Regions from separate parts of the Homo sapiens genome. Here region 2 is linked to region 1. The links are chromatin loops, found by intact Hi-C in ENCODE. Cell type or tissue: PC-9. All regions are shown on one strand.

Evidence for each region. Peaks named below come from ENCODE experiments on the same cell type or tissue, not always from the same donor. Only the 100,000 strongest peaks of a DNase experiment are listed, where the experiment ranks them.
Region 2: it touches region 1 in a loop (2.9-fold over the local background); 1 of 110 quality-filtered maps calls a loop at or near these places.

What each region holds. Positions count from the first base shown.
Region 1 is chr16:21,562,914-21,567,913 of GRCh38, reverse strand. No RefSeq gene overlaps it. Among named protein-coding and RNA genes, the nearest start is that of METTL9, 34 kb to the left of the region's middle. In PC-9, no CTCF peak of the experiment used is centred here; a DNase peak (open chromatin) is centred at 2,733.
Region 2 is chr16:22,345,536-22,350,535 of GRCh38, reverse strand. CDR2 (cerebellar degeneration related protein 2) reads left to right here. Exons shown (of 5, transcript NM_001802.2): 3 at 687-835; 4 at 1,093-1,257; 5 at 2,713-4,600. The coding sequence ends at 3,571. Among named protein-coding and RNA genes, the nearest start is that of CDR2, 27 kb to the left of the region's middle. RefSeq lists an enhancer at 3,159-3,659. In PC-9, no CTCF peak of the experiment used is centred here; a DNase peak (open chromatin) is centred at 2,045.

The DNA of each region.
Region 1 (5,000 bases):
AGTGGAGGCCAGAGAATGCTCCCCAGAGGAAATATTTGAGCTGAGTTCTAAAGGACAAGTAGGCATTAACTAGGAGGGTTCTGCCTAGAATCATGTGCAAAACCTCCGGCCACCACTACCTCCTCCTCTAAAAGCCACAGCTGGAGCCAGGCATGGTGGCTTATGCCTGTAATCCCAACATTGTGGGAGCCCAAGGCAGGCAGATTGCTTGAGCCTAGGACTTCAAGACCAGCATGATCAACATGGTGAAACCCCATCTCTACAAAACATACAAAAATTAGCTGGGTGTAGTGGCGCTCAGCTGCAGTCCCAGCTACGCAGGGGGCTGAGGTGGGAGGATTGCTTGAACCTGGGAGGCAGAGGTTGCAGTGAGCCGAGATCATGCCACTACACTCCAGCCTGGGTGACAGAGCAAAACCAGAAGAAGAAGAAGATAAAAGATAAAAGCCATAGCTGGGAATGTCCTTGGTGCTCTGAACTGGATGACATTTGTTAGGCATGGCCATCCCACAGACTCACTGCTCCTCAAGATCACCCTTCAGTTATCCAAGAACTGATGGTTACCTACCCATGCTCTGCTCTTCTGCTGCTACTTTCTGGGCTCTGAGATGACCACAGAGGCCAGGGTCAAATGCTGGGCCACTCACCACATACTGATGATGCTGTCAAAATGTGGTTACCCTTCTGCTCCACCTCAATTATCTGTGGAAAACCTAATTTAAGGGGTATATGGTGTTTTGTCTGCCCGCATTTCTTCCTGTAAGAAACACGCTTTCCCCTCTTCCCTAGTAAACTGTCTCAGTCCTTACGAGTTGGTGGAGCTGGACTGCCTCACTTCCATCCCCAAGGTCAGGTACATGCCCAGATCTGGTCAGAGGACTTCATGTGTCAAGGTACAACTACTGCCTCAGCCATGAGCACTTGACTCATACAGTGCCCATTAGCGTCCACCTGGGGACTTTTTCTGTGCTACTGGAACAAAAGTGCATGTTTCCTCACCATCTTGGGCTGTTAGCCCTATGTGAACATGGAGGTATCTTGCTGCCATGCGATGAAAAGCTTATACACAACGCAGAGGGTAAGTCAGAGAAACTAGTTAATGACATAATTTGAGATCCAAATCTGCCTGACTTTTCAGCTACAGAAGCCAATAAATTCCCTTTTTTTTCTTTTTTTCTTTTTTTTTGAGACAGAGTCTCACTGTCGCCCAGGCTGGAGTACAGTGGCGTGATCTTGGCTCACTGCAACTTCCACCTCCCGGGTTCAAGTGATTCTTCTGCCTCAGCCTCCAGAGTAGCTGGGACTACAGGCGTGCACTACCATGCCTGGCTAATTTTTTGTATTTATAGTACAGGCAGGGTTTCACCGTGTTGCCCGGGCTGGTTTAGAACTTCTGACCTTAGGTGATCCACCCGCCTCGGCCTCCCAAAATGCTGGGATTATAGGCATGAGCCACTGTTCCCAGCCCGAATTCCTTTTTTATTTAAGCTAACCTGCATTGAATTTCTGTCACTTGTAGCCAAAGTGGTTTGAATAATGCACCTTTCCAATTGGCACTTGTGCCCAAATTACCATAAACTGGCTGTCTCTGACCACTCTAGGGAAAGGATTCAGTGATTTCTAATTGACCACTACCAGTGAAGACATGGGAGGTTTGAAATAGCTGAGCCCAGATTCTGAGAACGACAGGACAAGGTCATGATTGTACTTTTGAACTTGATGTTGGAGGTGTTCACAAGCATGACGCCTCTCCTGGACTTTGTTTACTGATAGGAACCACAAGATAGACGAGACAGCAGAATTAGGCCAACAATGGGTGCAAGGTGCCAAAAAGGTAATAGAAACCCAAGTTCCACTTTGAAGCAGCATAAATCAGACATTTCTCAAACATTAAAAACGGAAGTGGCCTGATCAAGACCTTTAAACGGAGTAAAAAGCCACGAAGCCAAGGCCTTGAGCAGCTAGTCAGAGAATTATTGCAATATGTGCTCAGAGACACAGGGTTTCATGAAAAGCCCAGTCTCTGCCTGGCTGCAGCACCTCTGTGCTTTTTGTCCCAGCATTTGCTTAGCAGCAGAACCTCATTATCCTTCAGTGTTCTGTAGTTATAACAGATTCCAGCTTCAGGGGGAAAAAAATGGATTCCAGCTGCCAGGGGTTCTCTCTGGGAGATTTTCTATCTCTGAGACGAAATTGTCTTTTTCTCCCTTTTTTCATGGTGAGAGGGGCATGGAGTACACCTCTGATAATCTGCAGAGGCAAAGCCTTGCATGAGCATGCTGACAACCCTGCAGAGAGAAAGCCTTAGGCTGGAAGTTCAAGGGCAGCCAGGAGAATGAACATTTCGATGAATAAAGCAATTTGATAACTACCATGTTGTGGTCTAAGACCCACCACTTACAGGCTTACATGGTGATTACTGAAGCTGCAACTATTTTAATGGCTTCATCTACTTTAAAGTACTGGTGATTTTTCTACTACTTCATTTAATTGCTTGATGTTTCTTGGAAGAGTTCTTCGGTCTTTCTGCTAAAATGTTATCCCAAGCTAGGAGAGATGCCATGATTTCAGAGAATTTCTTTTCCTCTATAATATTATATATTTTCCTCTGGGTTATCAATGAACCTACTGACTACTTTGAGTATTATGCCTTTAGGATGTCTTCACCTCTCATTTCCTTAACATTTTTAAATGAATCTCTGATAGAAAAATGAATCTGAAGCCTTGCTTATGCTTTGATTCATTCAACAAATATTTATTGCACACTTACTGTTTTAGATGCCTGGGATACAGAGTAAATAAATCAACAATGATCCTTGCCTTCAACAAAGCTTACATTCTGGTGGAGGCAAAGAGATAATACATAAATAAATTTAATATCATCTTTTGTAATAATAACCATTACACCTCTGCTTATGAAAAAAATTGCATTCAATTTTTGCTCACAATCTTCTTTTTTTTTTTTTTTTTTTTGAGACAGAGTCTCACTCTGCCACCTAGGCTGGAGTGCAGTGGCATAATCATACTTCACTGCAACCTCTGCCTCCTGGGCTCAAGTGACCCTCCTGCATCAGCCCCACAAGTAGCTGGGACTACAGATGCATGCCACAATGCCCAGCTAATTTTTCTATTTTTTGTAGAGATGGGATTTTGCCATGTTTCCCAGGCTGGTCTTGAACTCCTAGGCTCAAATGATCTGCCTACCTCGGCCTCCCAAAGTGCTGGGATTACAGGCACTGAGCCACTATGCTCAACTAATCTTCTGTTCCCTTCCTTCCTTCCTTTTCCTTCCTTCCTTCCTCTCTCTCTCTTCCTTCCTTCCTCTCTCTCTTCCTTCCTTCCCTTCCTTCCCTTCCCCTCTTCCTTTCTCTCTCTCTCTTTTCTTTCTTTTTTCTGACAGAGTCTTGCTCTGTCACTCAGGCTGGAGTGCAGTGGCACAATCTTGGCTCACTGCAACCTCCACCTCCTGGGTTCAAGTGATTCTCTTACCTCAGCCTCCTGAGTAGTTGGTATTACAGGCACACACCACCACAGCCAGCTACTTTTTTTTTTTTGTATTTTTAGTAGAGACGGGGTCTTGCTATGATGCCCAGGCTGGTCTCAAACTCCTAGACTCAAGTGATCTGCCTGCCTCAGCCTTCTAAGGTGCTGGGATTACAGGCATGAGCCACTGCACCCAGCCTAATCTTCTATTCTCAAAAGAAGAAAGTATCCACCCGCAGGTAACAGAATTCTAAAATATTACTGTCTGGACCCTTTTACTTCATTTTCCTAGCTTATACCTGCCAAATTATTGGTAAATTCAGCTCTGTGAGGTGAAGAGGGCCATATAAATGATCATACTCTCACCTTGAATCCTATCTTTAGGATCTTCTACATCACGAGACTAAAGCAAAGTCTGACTCCTTTCCACTCTTCTGCTATCAACATCAGCTCAAAAATACATAAAATTAATAAGGTTGCTTCCTGATGGCATCAGTGAAATAACTTTATGGTCATTCATATAAAAACAGACAACCCTGGCCCAGCGCAGTGGTCCATACCTGTAATCCCAACACTTTGGGAGGCTGAGGCAGGTGGATCACTTGAGGCCAAGAGTTTCAGACCAGCCTGGTAAACATGGCAAGACTGACCCTATCTCTATTTAAAAAAAGAGAAATACAGAGAATCCTTTCAAGATCACCAAGTCAGTATCAATGAGCACCTCTGCAGAAAAAACAGGAGCTCAGAATGGACAAGGCCAGAGAAACCTCAGTAAGGTGAATGTGTCCGTATAGTTTCTTTCGAATTCGTGAAAAGAAAACTTGAGTCCCTATAAACTGTTGCTACTTCAAGAATAGAGAGGGAATTTCTCCTTTCTGGGCTCAGCCTGACATGTCCCTTTTAAGAATAATGGTGTGAGATGCATCGAAGGCTTACTATTTGCCTGGCTCTATGTCTTAGCTTGGGCTGCCATAACAAAATATCATAGTACAGGTTGGGTAGCTATTTATATATTTATTTATTAAGAGGGCCTTGCTCTGTCACCCAGGCTAGAGTGCAGTAGACCAATCATAGCTCACTGTAGCCTCAATCTCCCAGACTCAAGTGAGCCTTCCATCTCAGCCTCCCAAACAGCTAGGACTACAAGAACACACCACCAAGCCCAGCTAATTTTTTTAAACTTTTTTTTGTAGAAACAAGGTCTCACCGTTGCCCAGGCGGGTCTTGAACTCTGGGCTTCAGCCTCCTCCCACCTTGGCCTTCCAAACCGCCAGGATTATATTGTGAGCCCCAAGACCCGGCCTAGGTGGCTTAAACAACAGACATTTATTTCTCACAGTTATGAAGGCTGGGAAGTCTGAGATCAGGGTGCCAGCATGGTTGGATTCTAGTGAAGACTGTCTACCTGGCTTGTAGACAGGAAACTAGCTTCTTGTATGGGAGAGAGAAAAGGAGGGAAGAGGATAAGGGAGAGGGAGGGAGAAGGAGGGAGAGGGAGAAGGAAGGGGAATGGGGGG
Region 2 (5,000 bases), 780 kb before region 1:
AAACCCTTGGAATTTCCTGATAGGTTGAGGTCTGGTCACCAGAGAAGGCAACCACATGATTAGAGGGTTAGATCTATCAGTCCCAGCCCCACAACCTCTGGATAGAGGGAAGGGTTGGAGCTTGAGTTCAGTCACCAATGGCCAATAATTGAATCAATCATGCTGATGTGAGAGAAGACCTGGAGAAAACTGAAATGGGTCTAAAGGAGCTTCTGGGCAGTGCTGGGAGGCCAGTGAGCCCAGAGATGGAGACTCTATGTCAGCCCCACCCCAACAAGAGTTGGTGCTGACAATCGGAGAATTGGTGTTGGAACAGCAGAACAGCAGGTATCTTTTTTTTTTTTTTGAGATGGAGTTTCATTCTTGTTGCCCAGGCTGGAGTGCAATGGCGCCATCTCGGCTCATTGCAACCTCTGTCTTCCAGGTTCAAGCAATTTTCCTGCCTCAGCCTCCCAAGTAGCTGGGATTACAGGCGTGTGCCACCACACCTGGCTAATTTTTGTATTTTTAGTGGAGACGGGGTTTCAGCATGTTGGTCAGGCTGGTCTCGAATTCCTAACCTCAGGTGATCCACACGTCTTGGCCTCCCAAAGTGCTGGGATTACAGGCGTGAGCCACCGCAGCCAGCCAAGAAACAGCAGGTATCTTATCTGTTTGTGTCACCTGGTCCTGATCTTCTCTTACAGTATCTGACGAAGCAAGTGGAACTTCTACGGCAGATGAACGAACAACATGCAAAGGTTTATGAACAATTAGACGTCACAGCAAGGGAACTGGAAGAAACAAATCAAAAGCTAGTTGCTGACAGCAAGGCCTCACAGCAAAAGATTCTGAGGTAAATTTTCTAGAATCTGACAAGGAAGGACTAGGGGGAAGTTCTTTAGTATAAACTAGAATAGAACATGGCTGCAGTGGGTTTGGGTCAATATGGGATAAGGTTTAATTTAATTCTTTTTGGAGAATGGAGATTAAATAGACATCCTTTCCAATTAAGAAAGCCCAGTGTGAGTGGTTTGCACCTAATCTCTCCTCACCGCTTTTGCCCTTGATTCAATATGACAAGCAGCAGTGGCTTCTGTCTGTTCCTCACAGCCTGACTGAAACGATTGAATGCCTGCAAACCAACATTGATCACCTCCAGAGCCAAGTGGAGGAGCTGAAGTCATCTGGCCAAGGGAGAAGGAGCCCGGGAAAGTGTGACCAGGAGAAACCGGCACCCAGCTTTGCATGTCTGAAGGAGCTGTATGACCTCCGCCAGTAAGAGCCTGCCTTTCTGTGGAGTTACAGCAGGGACTGTCTCATGTCATTGGCACATTCTGATTTCCAGTAGATTGAAAGTACCATTTTAAGAAAAGTCACTTAGCTATTAAGCTACCATTGGTTTGAACAAAATCACTTAAACATATAAATTACAGAGTTCTTAGATATTAGTAGTTCTCATTTTGAAAGTCTTGGAACACTTATTTCAGTGTTTTTAATGTATTAAATCATAGTTTAAGATGAATTCTGATAGACTAGATTTGGGAGTTGTGTTTTACATTAGAGTGAAGAAAAACAGAAATACTGGTAAAACAAAAATTCAAGCGAACAGGAGATTTTTTGCTTAAAGAAGTACCTTTATAATTTAGAGTTATAAGTCTGAATCTTTAAGAAGTATTTATGGAACACTTGTGTGGCAAGCTGTATGCTAGACCCAAGGGTTGGCGAGCAAAATAGTTTCTACCCCTGTGAGCTTTCAGTCTAACGGAACGGCAGATAAGCAAATAAAAACACAAATAAATAGTCAAGGTGCTTCAGACTGAGCAGGAGAAACCAGGTGGTTCATTTGGTGGGTCTCAACCTTGGCTGTACATCAGATCACCTGTGGGGTTTTTCAAAATGCAAATACCAACACATTTCCTCAGGCCTAAATCAGAATTTCTAGGTGCGGGTAAAAAGCTGCCCAGGCAATTCTGATGAACATTCCTGGTTAAAAATCACCACAGCAACAGTAATTTGCTGTAGTGATTCAATCGTAGTTACATATTATGAATCATTTGGAGAGCCTTTAGAAACCCTCAGGCCAGGTAGCAGACCAACTAGGTTGGAATCTGTGGGTTGGGACCCAGGCACCAGTACTTTTTAAGGTTTCCCTTGTGAGGTCATTGTCATACTGCTAGAATAGATGTTCTCTAGTACTTTTAACATTAAAAAAAGATTTGTCACAAAAATTGAGTTTGCTTTCATGTGTTTATTTACCAGCCTCACACAATTCCATTTTAGCCACTGCTCCAAGTGTGGCTAAAAACCAATCACTGTTGGCCGGGTGTGGTGGCTTACGTCTGTAATCCCAGCACTTTGGGAGGCTAAGGCAGGAGGATCACCTGAGGTTGGGAGTTCGAGACCAGCCTGACCAACATGGAGAAACCCCGTCTCTACTAAAAATACAAAATTAGCTGGGCGTGGTGGCGCATGTCTAAAATCCCAGTTACTCGGGAGGCTGAGGCAGGAGAATCGCTTGAACCTGGGAGGCTGAGGTTGCAATGAGCTGAGATCGCTTCACTGCACTCCAGCCTGGCGACAAAGTGAGACTCCGTCTCAAAAAAAAAGAAAAAAAAATTAGTCACTGTCACAGCTCCTCAAATTTATTTAGTTGAAAAAAAATCACCAGTCTTCCTCTCGTCATTTTCAGTGGACCTGTGTAATATATTCTTTCAATATTTTTTTCCCTAGACACTTCGTGTATGATCATGTGTTCGCTGAGAAGATCACTTCCTTGCAAGGTCAGCCAAGCCCTGATGAAGAGGAAAATGAGCACTTGAAAAAAACAGTGACAATGTTGCAGGCCCAGCTGAGCCTGGAGCGGCAGAAGCGGGTGACTATGGAGGAGGAATATGGGCTCGTGTTAAAGGAGAACAGTGAACTGGAGCAGCAGCTGGGGGCCACAGGTGCCTACCGAGCACGGGCGCTGGAACTAGAGGCCGAGGTGGCAGAGATGCGACAGATGTTGCAGTCAGAGCATCCATTTGTGAATGGAGTTGAGAAGCTGGTGCCAGACTCTCTGTATGTTCCTTTCAAAGAGCCCAGCCAGAGCCTGCTGGAAGAGATGTTCCTGACTGTGCCGGAATCACATAGAAAGCCTCTCAAGCGCAGCAGCAGTGAGACGATCCTCAGCAGCTTGGCAGGGAGTGACATCGTGAAGGGCCACGAGGAGACCTGCATCAGGAGGGCCAAGGCTGTGAAACAGAGGGGCATCTCCCTTCTGCACGAAGTGGACACGCAGTACAGCGCCCTGAAGGTGAAGTATGAAGAGTTGCTGAAGAAGTGCCAAGAGGAACAGGACTCCCTGTCACACAAGGCTGTGCAGACCTCCAGGGCTGCAGCCAAGGACCTGACTGGAGTGAACGCCCAGTCTGAGCCTGTTGCCAGCGGCTGGGAACTGGCCTCTGTCAACCCAGAGCCCGTGAGTTCCCCTACAACACCTCCAGAATACAAAGCGTTGTTTAAGGAGATCTTTAGTTGCATCAAGAAAACTAAGCAGGAAATAGATGAACAGAGAACAAAATACCGATCACTCTCCTCTCATTCTTAATTGAACCTCTAGCTCTACTACTAATTTGCCTATTGCCTATCGCCTCTCTCTCCCATTCAGACAAGTGTTTGTAGACTCTGAAGCCTAATGTTACTCATGACGTTTGCCTCATTGCTTTGCTTATTTAGCAAATGCATACAACGAGGAAAGGAGGTGGCTAGTGGTATCAGTTCTCTGATCCACTTCCATTTAAGCTCCCCAGGAAATCCCATGACAAACTGGCCTCTGGCTGGCGCGCTGATTAGACTTCAGTTCCTGAAAAGGACCAGTGGAGGGAAGAGCTATACTTCTGGAGAAGTAGGCCTGGAGTTACTACAGTATGGGGGAAAAGGGTCGAGTTAGAACAAAGCTAAGGCAATTCCTATTGCTTCCTTGCGCAACTTCTCAAAACGATGAAAGTCAGAAGGCTGTCAAACTCAAATATCTTTGCAAACAGTTTGAATACTGTGAATTCATTACGAAGAATGTTCGAGAGAAAGCAGGGGTCTAATCCAAAAGAAATGTCATTAACCAATACTCCAAGTCCTTGAGTTTTGTTATATCTGAACTAGTTGAACTGTGACTGACAGGTAATCCTAATATATCCAAATCCAACTGAATACCAAATTGAGATGGCAAATTTTTGTTTGATATAAGTTAGCTTGTTAGCATATGCCCTAGAGGGCCTCCATCCCTGTATTCTAATGTTTTTACTCAAAGCTCTAGCCTTTAGGATAGGTGAATATGTAAATCTTTTATCACTTTCTCAAATTCAAACTAAAGGGGAAAGATCAAACCCCTTCCCTTCCTACCTGTTTTCTGAGCTGGCTGACTTGCCAGCCACAAGCTGCTCTTGCAGAGTTCTTACCATTCCTGTAAATGTTTTGACTTGTTGCAGAAATTCCTATCTACTTTATTAAGCAGTATTGATCTGACTGTGGAAACATCCTCTCACTTGCATTCTTTTAACTTAAAACTATTTAAGAACTGATGTTCCGATTATTGTATATATTTTTCTAAAAACCAAATAAAGCTACCTATGAAAATGAACAGATGGATCTGTGTCTTACTTTCAATATAAGCCATTTCGCTCTTATAACCAACTGTTCACTTTTTTTCTTCCAACAAATATCGCGAGAAAGATTTGCAGTGATTTTTTTTTTCCTATTTTAAACAGGGAATCCTTGGATTTGTGTAACTTAATAGCACAAATTCTGCTCATATTGCTAAATGCTCATTAAAACTACTCTGGACAAACATTTTCAAATTTATATACTCTGTAATTTTCACTATTTCAGAAATGTCAGACTTGGTTCTGAATTAATAGCATTTGACAAATTGATTCTCAAAACATTTGATCAACCATAGCAAAGAAACTATACTATTCAAACTATACTATTCAAACTATACTATTAATGTTTGAATAGTATAGCTTATTTAAAAACAGTTT